Regions from separate parts of the Homo sapiens genome. Here region 2 is linked to region 1. A link is an interaction called in ENCODE POLR2A ChIA-PET data of the cell type or tissue named here. Cell type or tissue: PC-9. All regions are shown on one strand. Each heading gives the region's core, and the rest is flanking DNA. Links, peaks and the distances in the headings are about the cores only.

Region 1 (5,568 bases), core at 347-5,346:
ATGAAGGTTGATTGGTGTTTGAAAATAATTTAGAACTCTGTATGTTCATATGTGTATGTGTGTATGTGTAAAAATAAAACTTGATTGGCATGACATCATGGGTGCTGGGAGTGGGTCTGGTAACCAGAATAAAAAGTGGTCTTCTCTGTCCCTTGTCTAGCCACAATTAGGAGAGAGTATGGATTGTCAGGAAATGGAGCTTGTTCCACCCTCTCACTGTGGCTTAAGAATTTTCTTCTCAACAATGAAAAGATGCACAGATCATAGTACAGGAGATAATAAGAGTCACTCTTGCTATCTTCAGCAGATCATAGTTGTACACCATTCTATAAAAATATGAGAGAGAGAGAGAGAGAGAGAGAGAGAGAGAGAGAGAGAAAGATCTTTGTAGGAATAAACATAGAAAGCCATTTTATCTACAAAGCCAATTCAACCTGGACTGCAGTACTTACAATCATAAAGTTCTAGTTAGGTTATTAGTTAGTGGTTGACAACCATAAAGTACCAGTTAGGTTATTAGTTAGTGATTGGAGGGATGCAAAAGCTGACTTGAATACATGACTTCAATCACTTGGACACATGTTTAATTTCCTGTAAGAAAGCTGCAGAAAATCAATGACCTAAATATCTGAACTTGGGTATTTCCAAGGAAACCACCAGACTTCCCCATTGTCTTAGATTAAATACAATTAATAAAATGCCTAACAGACCCCAGAGTTCTTCTGTGTAATTAGATCAATAGCAGTACAACATCTGAGATTTACTTCTCTCTCCAACAAGACCCTTTAGGCTTGGTAACACATCCAAGTGGAAGAGGAAAGAAAGAAAGAAAAACCCAAAACCAAAAGCACAAATAAAACTACCGCTGAAATTAAGAAGTTAGGATCTTCCCAAAGGCAAGCAACTAAACTCATTCTACCAGTGAGACTGAGTGGAACCCTCTGCTCAGCCATTCCTCAGCATTGGACATGGCTTATTCTTGATGTTTGTATAAAATATGGGTTGGTCCACAGGAAAGACATTCATTTTAAAAATAAGATAAAAAATATGAGTTAGCATCAATAAAATTCTACGTTTTAAGAAATGCAGGTTGGTATTATCAGCCCTGATTTGCAGATAGAAAAACTGGCTGTGAGATCATCAGCAATCCTGACGTCTAGAAGATTTCAAGGCCGGGACTCAAACCTACGACTCTATAGTGTAGAGCTTATGCTGTCTCCTTAAATAGTCATGGCTTCGCTAGGCTCACTAGAGGGAGATGATTTCACATACAATATTTAAAAAGTAAGGATGTAGGGGCAATGAAAATGTGGCCCAACTATATCTTAAAAGGAAGATAGTTCACTGGCATATCAGGTCATGAAACAACCACGAGTGTGAACTAGGAAACCACAATGCATGTGAGAATGGCCCAAACACAATTGACTGCACCATCTGGAGAAAAGGTGAAGCCTACACAGAATGCCAAGTAGAAAAATGAGATGGGTTTATGTCAAGCGAAGATTAACATTTCATGTATCTTCTCACTTTAAGCACTTCGTCCTGCTTCTGGTATATCCCTTCACCCTGAGCTGAAGCGAGTTCATTAGTTAGGTGGAAAACAAGAGGAAAGCCAGTGGAAACTGACACTCTTTTTAGATTGTAACCCCTACTTGGGGCAAACCTACAGGATCTCAATGACAGAGGTTTGCTTTCTTAGTAAACAGCCTTGGAAATTCCCCCTCATCTTCCTTCATGGGTCTGGTGTTCTTCATCATTTTACCAGTGACTTATATGTTGGGAGAGAAAACCTGCTTGCTAGATATTAAGCTTATTAAGAGAAGAGGATAGGAGTTGGAAGGGTGGGAGTTGAGTACTTAGCATCTTGCAAGACAGTATCAGAATTTGAAAGAGATCAGAGGAAATTGAAAAATAATTCATAAACATAAAGTACAATAAATGCTTGTAGAATAAATAATAAAACAATGCAAAGCAATTATCCTAGGGAAAATAGAGATAGAGAAGTTGGTTATAACGCAAAAGGTCTATGGATCATGGTGATGGTACTTTTGCTTCTGAAATAAAAACTTAAGATGTATCACAACAAGCATAAATGCACTTCATAACACCAGTTCATTGAGTGCCTACTTAATTAATTCTGCTGAGATACTGATGAGGTACAGAAAAGGAAAGCGAGAATCAAAATAGTTTGACTGCCTGTTGGGCACTCAAAGGGTAGTTCTTGATTGATGCATTAAAATGTACTGTTTTTGCAGTCTTCAGCTTTATTGAGGCATCACTGACAAACAATAAACTGCACCTGTTTAAAATGTGCAATATGGTGAGTTTTGATGTATACACACATCTGTAAAACTGTCGCCACAATCAGGATGATCAACTTATCTATCATCCCTAAAACTTCCTCATGCCTCTTGGTAATCCCTCCCTCTCCGCTCCCAGTACCCGGGCAACTACTGATCTACTTTCTGTGACTATAGATTATATTTTATAGACTCAATTTTATATAAATGAAATCACCCAGCAGATCTTTTGAGTCTAGCCTCTTTCATGCAGCATAATAATTTTAAGAGTCATCATGTTGTCTTAAGTGTCAATATTTCATTTATTTTTATTCCTGAGTAGTGGTGTTTCATGTAGCTTATTTTTTGGTGCTCAGTTATTACTTCCCTGGAGAGATTAGTCAGTTGACACATTCTTATCCTATTTCTTTATTCTGTACTTTTTGTTTAACTCACATCATAGACTCACTAAATATTTATATGAATTTATTCAAGGATTTGGTTCAAAAATGAACATCTCTTCGAGAGGATTCTATTGGGGGTCATTCATTCATTTGTTCATTAAGTCATTCAGCAAATATCAATTAAGCCCTTACTAGGTCCCAGGCACGGTGCTAGGCACTGGGGATACAATAATAAAGAAAAGAGACATGCATCCCTCACATTCTAATGAGAGGAGACATGTGGCAAACACAATAAAAGCAAAAATTATTAGTATGTTAGAAGCCAACACATGTGATTTAGACATAATAGAACAGGCTGAAGAGCCAACAGGCATCATCCTAACAATGCAGCCCGGATTCCAAACAGCTCCTGCAAATTGGACTGAGTGTAGACTTTGGCATGGTTTTCTCAGTCACACTTATAAAAGCCCCATGGAAATCAACTTCCAACAGGACTTCAAAGAAACGGAGGCTGCCATGAATGGTCAGGTATTAGGGAATGAGGTCATCCTTCCACTGAACACTCCCCTACATCCCCTGCAGGTGTGTATGTCTTAAGCTTTTGTGCTCACCTGCAGGAGAAAGGCCAGAAAGTGGCTGCCACATTCTTCTCCCCCAACTGCAGGAGTGAGGCCACAGAGGTTTACCTGGGAAGAATACTCTCCACAAACTTAAATCTCAGCACATTACACTGGTAAATGTCACATTCCAGTTCCAGATATCAATCTGGATCCAGGAATGTATGTGCTTCACTCATTCCAAGCACTCATTTGTTTGGTTTGGGGGAGGAGAGACAAGGCTAGAGCAATCTGAAAGTTCAATCAAGCCAAAATACCTTGCTCAAAAACTGATAAAACAGGGCCCCCAATCCATAACCAGAGAATGTTGGGCACTTTCTTCTCTGCAGAAATGTTTTTGCATTTAAGTTTAGGTAGATTTAAGAGAGGAGTGTAAGGAGAGAGTTTCTGTAACCAGAGGAGGGGAGGCTTCCCCGCCTGCCTCCGGAGCTTCTCCTCCAGGGTGATCTGGCAGCCATTCAAGGCAGCCTGAACTTTCTGAGAGACTTGATTTCCTGTTCCCACTGCCTCAGCCGACTGGAGGACTAGGGTGACCCGGGGTGGGGAGCAAGGGACACTGGTTAGTTTAGGATCAGCGGGTGGGAACTGTTTATCCCAACATGCTTAGAAATTCTTCCAGCAGCAACTGTAAAAATAAAAGTCTGAACTGTACAAGAAACTTAAGTTATTTCAACAGTGAACTTCAATCATGAGATTCTTGAATATCTTTTGGGAAGACAAGTTATTTTGTTTGTTTCATTCATTTAAAATATAAAACAACAGACTTCTTATAATGCAGAGGGGACCTCACTGTCACCTAGTTCAACTCACATATTTTACAGATGATGCAGAGTTCAGAACTATTCATTGACAATGGCTGGGGGGATGGGAGCAAGATCCATGTTTCCTGGCTCTGAACTCAGTGCAATTTCCTCCATGGATTATAAAGAAGTGCAATTCCAAATGCCACGCCTTAGGGGGAAATTTACTATATGTAAATTATACCTCACAACCTGACTTAAAAAAAAAAGTATATGTTATCCCTGCTTCCTCCTGAACCTGGGTCTGCCTGACACCAAAGCCCCGGGGCTTTCCGCTCTCTGCCTCTCAGTAGTCTTATTGTCATTCCTGTGAATCCATGGTCCTTTAGTGGTTTATGTTTGAGGAGGGAGCTGTGGACTGAATAAACTATGCAGCACAAAGGCATTAACCATGGATTAATGGGAAAGAAAAGCTTGCTGAGTTCTGAGTCTGACGGGTCAAGAGCTTCTGATGGTGTCATGCAAATTTCACTTCCCAATGAAATCAGTCACTCTTCGTGTAGAGGGGCCATCATATCTTAGCCAGTTCCTGCTTGGGGTTCAGAAGAGAAAACAAAACAGTTTGCCCCATGGTGGGAAAGGGACATTTGGTATTCTCCTTGGCTTCCTAGCTAATTACAAAGTGTTAATGACATTCAAAGGAAACTTGCCTCCTTCAGGGCTTTACAAATAAGGAAGGGCGGGGGAAGGTGAGCCAAAGAACAGACAGGGGCTCCAGTGAAACACAGGGCACAACCAGTCAGCTCCCAGAGCGGGAGGCAGCCTTAATTTACAAAGGAAATAGACACCCCAGCACAGGCTGAAATTGGGTGGGACCAAGAGTTCTTAAACTAATCACAGCTGGTTTCCAAACCTCAAAGATTTGTTATTGCAAAAACATTCTCAAGCAGTAGATGAATAGATTGAATGGCGACAGAACAAAGAAAAGATGGAGACATTTTCCCCACAGCGGCTTCAAGACAGGTTCAGAGAGGTATGAACTAGCAAAGTAACACATTTATCCAATCAACATTTTTTACCCATCTCCTACACTGGGTCTGAGGACACAGCTATCACATAACATTTGACCTCCTCTAGTATCCTACAGAAAAACAACTAAAGCACCTTTGTGCAACTCAGAACTACAAGCTCTTCCTTATGATTTGGACAACAGGTGCCTTCAAAGAATGGTTCTTTTTCCTATATTTTCCTTCCCTTCTCTTAATGGAGAATTTTTTCTTCCACCCTAAAAAGGAAACACGACCATCAGTTTCCCAAATATGAAGAGGGAAATGCATGTGTGTATAAACAGTGGTTACCACCTAGTAGAATTTTAAGCCTTTAAGGATTTTCCCCCCTAACGATTGCAATTTCCTTCAGTTACTATTGTCCTATGTCTTATATCCAATGTATTATTTAGGTATTTCTTTACAGGCTTTTTAAGATTTACAGGTGTACCTGATCAAAAATAGCTGGAAAGATCTGAGAT
Region 2 (5,568 bases), core at 339-5,338, 460 kb after region 1:
GCAAAATCCTAAGCGGGCCAGAGCTTGGTGAAATTTGCCATATCTATATGCTTATGAAACTATCATTCAGCTCAAGATGTAAAGCAGGCATGAGCAAACTCCCGCCCACAAACAGAAAATCCGGCCTCCTTTTTGTAAATAAAGTTTTACTGGAACACAGTTGTGCCCATTTGTTTACGTATGATTACGTATCATCTGCTGCATTTGCACTTCCATCAGAGTTGAGTAGTGATGACAGAGACCACATGTCTGTGAAGCCTAAAATATTATCTGGTCCTTTACAGGAAAAATTTGTCGACCTCTCTTATAGAGTATTCTGGAGCACACCAGAAGGCTCCCTCATGCCGTAAAAACGAATTTTTCCATCAAATCTTGGACTCAGGAAGCAAGAATGATTATAGAAAGAGGAATATGCAAGGAAGATAGCATTTGCCATACAGGCTAGAACCCTCTATTGATTTTGTCTCTTACTTATGGGCTAGATTTTGTAGCCTCCGTTGATTTTCTCCATTTCTTTGGAACAATCAAGCGTCTGACAGTTTTAGCTTGTCAACAAGTAGCCTGCCAATGGATTTCAGAGCTTCTATTTTTAAAATTGTCTCACAAGAGTGACTAAGAATTACATTTAAATGAACAGGAATGAAGAGGGAAACAGATTCCCTAGGCAGTTGTGGTCCTTTGTTTGGTCTGTAATTTTGTAGTCACATCTGACTGTGGTCCAGTTCATACAATCCTTTGTTTAGGTATTGGATCGATCTTGCAGGACATGGAAAATGAGAAGGGAGGCTGAGATTTCACAAGTTTGCCTTGGCCCCATTTCTTTTTTTTTTTTTTTTTTTTTGCCCTTACGGCATCCATCTTATGATTTTTTTTCTTGCCTTTTGAACTTTCTTCACCTTCAGTCTGTTCCTTGAGTTTTGCACAAGTTCTCTAAGGTGTCTGCTCTCTTGACAATACCAGGAAAGAGCCAAATAAATCAACCCAACAGCTCAATTGCACCTCTTTTATTGCCTAGGCAAGAACACATGCACGCCCACAATAAATCACCACCGCCCAAGAAGAGCATGTCCCAGATTAACGAGAAGCTCGGCCCTCTGTCTAGAACACTTCAAGAACATTGGATGTTCTTGAATTGGGATGGTAAGATGGTTCCCCTTGAATAGATGGTAAAGAACAGGTGTTCTCCTCCACCACAAGATCCTGGAACGGAGGCCTCAAATTCTGAAGCATTTTATCCTGTGCTCCACCCCATTTATCCAAATACAGACAACCAAAGGGCCACTGTGATAATGGAGAAGACACCCTGGACACACATACCCCAGAGGACAGGCAGAACCAAGACCACACCCAACTCACAAAGAGAATCTCTTCCAAAAATTTGTATTCACGTTTTAAGAACTCTAAAAGTAGGCTTACATTGGAGCAATGATTTAATGGGTGGCAGGCTCTCAGCCTAATTCTCCAGTCAATTCATTCTCTCCAGTCAAGTCATTATGGCGAGATCTCATAAAATAATGATCTTGCCAGTGTCTCAGAAACCTTAAGAAAAAAAGACTTTCTTGGCTAGCCCAGAAAGCAAATGACTACGTGTGTCACTGTTTCAATGAGTGTGAAGAGGAAAGCAAGATGTGGGCACAGAGGGTAGTGAGCTTTTTCCTCTTCCGAGCCACAACCCAGCCCTGTGCTGAGAAGGTGCAAAGTTTGAGGGGGGTGAGGACCTGAGGGTGAATAGTCATGGGGCTGAGAGGGATCTAGAAGGAGAAGTTGGGGCTCCAACCATACCCCTTGTGCACTCTGGCCTGACTTCCAATTGCCAGTATCTCAGCTCTTTGCCTGATGGTGGCCCAAGTCTCTCCCAGCCACAGCGGGCTGGAAGTACCTGAAAATAACCCCGCCTGGAAGTAGCTCTCAGGTATGACTGACCTCCCTCAACCTTTAAGAAGTCTGAGGCACATATTCCACACTGGTACCCCAGTGGGAATAAGACCCTGTTGCCCACAGTGAAAACTGCCTGATAAAAGCTCTTCGTATTAGCCTCCTTCCATTACCTATCTCACTTTCCCACTCCCAACCCAGTACTTCCTGGGGTCACCCCTCAAATAAATGACTTGCACTTGAATCCATATCTCAAGGTTTTCTGAGGAAGTGCTAACCAAGGCATTCGGGACAATGAAGGTACAAATCCGGAGGGGTGTGGGCAGATAGGCAACCCCTCTATCACCCACCCATCTCCAGTCCATGTGTGAACCCACGTCCTGACCCATCTCAGCAAGGGTCTGTAGACCCTCCGGTGCCACTTTGCAGAGCCACTAAATTGCAGTACCCAAAACACGAAATTATTTAAGAAATATGCTTGACTACATGTGAATAAGGTAGTGGGACTAAATACAGCCCACGACTGTTGCTTTTTGGCAATTACACAACGCCCTGAAATTGCAAATTGAGTGCAATAAGTTATTGAAAGTGCCAAGTTACTCTTAACCAGCTAGGGAGTTTTAATACCACTTTTAATTTTCTCTCTATCCCTATCTCTATCTTTCAGACAAAGAAGCCATACTATTCTTGCTTCAACAAGAGAAGTGCCATTTCCTTCTGTGGCCCTTGCTCAGGTGTTAGGGGTTGCTTCATTGCGATCTTTATTTTTTTGCGCCACCTCCCTAGGTCCCATCCTCCTAGTGAAAGGCCCCCCGCCAACTCCCCCACCCCGCCAATCTATCCACATGGCAGCCATCTCCCCAACACTGCCCCCAGCTCTTCCTTGACTGCACTTTCCCTCTGGGAATGCAGAGACAGCATCTTCCCCTCTCTATGTAAGTCAGGGAAATCCAAGCTCTCCTACTCCACTCTCTCCTTAATTTCACACATTAACACAAGGCTGTGTGTATGCTGTCTGCCTTACTGAAAGGTAGAAAAATGACAGCCTGGAAATAGCTTGTATGGGGATTCTGCATCAGGCTGTTCCCAGAGTTTAACAAAGTTATAAGGATAAAGTCACACCTTTACCACAGTACCTTCAGGAATGTGAGAGGCAGGTGGCATAGTCTTTATGGGTGTGGCTCTGAAGCAGCTGGAATGCATGAATCTAAGTCTAATCTATCATTCCTATGTGACTTTGGGCAAATTGCTTCAACGCTCCATGCCTCAGTTTTCCCATCTGCGCATCAAGGACAATAACAGCACTTTGCTCATAGGGTGTTTACAATATATAAATGAGTATAGAGTGCTTAGCACAGGGCTTGGCATATGGCAAGCCCTTAATAAATGTTAAGAGTTGATATTGCAAACCAAGCTCCCTGCCTTGCTTCTCTCTTCAAGACAGAGTCCATTCTTCACATTTCCATTTTCAAGCCTTCTCCCTATGGACAATATTTGGACTTGTCTAGGTCCTTTCTCCACCATGGCCACCCTCAGGACATGATAATGCCTAGAAACATTCAGTATGGAGGAGCCACAGTCTGGGCTACTCTGAAAACCCTCTGAAGCACCTGTCAGTGGCAGGAAGGAGACTCTGTTATTCTTCCTGCAGTGTCTCAGTTTCCTACGAGTAACTACTTCTTGGTGGACTTGTATTGTTACATGCATGTGCACATGTGTGTACACACACACACTTGCAAAGGACAGTGATTCTCAGAAACTGGGGAGTCTCAATCCATGAAGGGACAATTGAATCTGCCTTGGTTCTCCTTCCCACGATGGAAACACCAACATATATTACTGCTGTATAGAAGGTGGGTTCTCTATTCACATCGTCCTGCTTCTAAGAAGAATATTGCTAGGGGCATCGTAGTACACAAGAAGCAAAGCCTATAATAGCACCACTTCAAACAGCAGGGCCATTTACCTTTAATTTCTACTTTTAGAAATGAAGTATACAAAGGCTTGGCACAAGATCAGAATCAGACACTATTCTTTACCTTGGACCAGAAAAAATTCTAAGGCAGGGTTACCACCCCCTTCTAGTTTCTGAAATGGAAAGGAAAAAGCATAGAGATGTATTTTCCCTTGTCCGCAGCAAAGAGCAGGGGTGGCTCTTCCAACTGTATTTGTTCAACACATGTTAATTGGGCACCTATAATATGTAAGTGGTGGACACTGAATGGAAATCCAAAAAACATAAATCTGGTCTTGTCTTTAAACAGACGGTAATCTAGTCAGAGGCAGGGGAATGCTTCAGAAGGACAGGCGGAGAAAAAGAGGTGGTGCCCTGATCACTACTTTACACCACCAAGTGCTTGGTCCTTGGTAGCAAAGTTTAAACTATGGTTTTAAAAAGAGTTGAAGTCTGGGGCAAGCCTAGTGTGTGTGTGAATCCATTCAGAGCCCAGAATTCATCTTAGCTATGATTTTCAAAAACCACCCATACTATGGGCTTTTCCTTTATATAGCTCTTCAGTCCACACATATCTGATAAAGTCTACAACTACATGCATGCATCCTAGATAGATCGTCTGTGCTGCCCCATAATTCCTACCAATCCCCCATTCTATTGTCAACTGCCATCTAACATCTGAAGGGGTTTGGGGCAAGAGTTTTTAGGAAAACATTTTGAAGTAAGAGATTGAGTAGATGATTCTCACTTAGGACATCACCATCATCCTGGCACATTTGTCTTCTGTTAGCAGACAATGTCACTATAAGAAAGAGAATACCAGGCAGTCCAAGGAGAGAGAATGCTGACCACAAAGCATTTTTTTTTTTTTGAGACGGAGTCTCGTTCTGTCACCCAGGCTGGAGTGCAATGGTGCGATCTCGGCTCACTGTAAGCTCCGCCTCCTGGGTTCACGCCATTCTCCTGCCCCAGCCTCCTGAGTAGCTGGGACTGCAGGCACCTGCCACCACGCTCGGCTAATTTTTTGTATTTTTAGTAGAGACGGGGTTTCACCTTCAAAACATTTCTTACGTGGTGGCTCTCCAAATTAAAGAAAAGGTTTTAAATGAATGATGATGAATACATACCCTGCTCTGATTGGTAACTTTCACCATTAAACCTGCAAATTAAAAGGCATTTAAGCCAAAATTCATCCTCCCCACAACCTTGAGGGAATGAGTCACTGAAGCAATTCTCACGTTTCTCCAGGCAGAAAGACAGGAGACTTTCCAAAAAAGGTTGTAGTTTTCCTGTTTCCTTGGCTGCCTCCACACATAGCCCAGCCATGACCACATGTGGTGATGGGCAGGAACCTATTGCCTTATTTGGCAATCTTGAGCCCTCTTTGTAGGGCTATTGGGGGCAGGATGAAAAGTCCAGATCAAAACCACAATCGTGAAAAACAATGGAGAGTCAGATAAAGGAAGTAGGCATTTTATCTAGATTAAATATAAAATATTGACCCAAGAAGTAAATGTTTTCATATGCATTGCTTCTTAAAGGACTCGTAGGAAAATATTTAGAATCTGCCATTTTTCTGTAATAATTTCACTCATTTTCCTTCTAGCCATGATGCTGACTGCATTTCCCAGCTGCTGCTGAAACAGCTCTTCTGTTGGGGGAGATTATGTGGGCTAACATTCACCCACGATTCTCTAAACTGATGTTTCTCAAGTATCCTTCATTCTGACCCCAACATG

The links. ChIA-PET counts read pairs that join two places held together with the same protein. Peaks named below come from ENCODE experiments on the same cell type or tissue, not always from the same donor. Only the 100,000 strongest peaks of a DNase experiment are listed, where the experiment ranks them.
Region 2: POLR2A ChIA-PET joins it to region 1 with 14 read pairs; 3 of 35 experiments call an interaction of 5 or more read pairs at or near these places.

The regions. Positions count from the first base shown.
Region 1 is chrX:13,025,757-13,031,324 of GRCh38, forward strand. No RefSeq gene overlaps it. Among named protein-coding and RNA genes, the nearest start is that of FAM9C, 16 kb to the right of the region's middle. RefSeq lists an enhancer at 4,334-4,553. In PC-9, for the core only: no CTCF peak of the experiment used is centred there; DNase peaks (open chromatin) are centred at 3,375, 3,755 and 4,175; H3K4me3 peaks cover 2,243 bases; H3K27ac peaks cover 4,662 bases.
Region 2 is chrX:13,482,316-13,487,883 of GRCh38, forward strand. No RefSeq gene overlaps it. Among named protein-coding and RNA genes, the nearest start is that of EGFL6, 85 kb to the right of the region's middle. RefSeq lists an enhancer at 4,541-4,640. In PC-9, for the core only: no CTCF peak of the experiment used is centred there; DNase peaks (open chromatin) are centred at 3,026, 4,646 and 5,106; H3K27ac peaks cover 3,128 bases.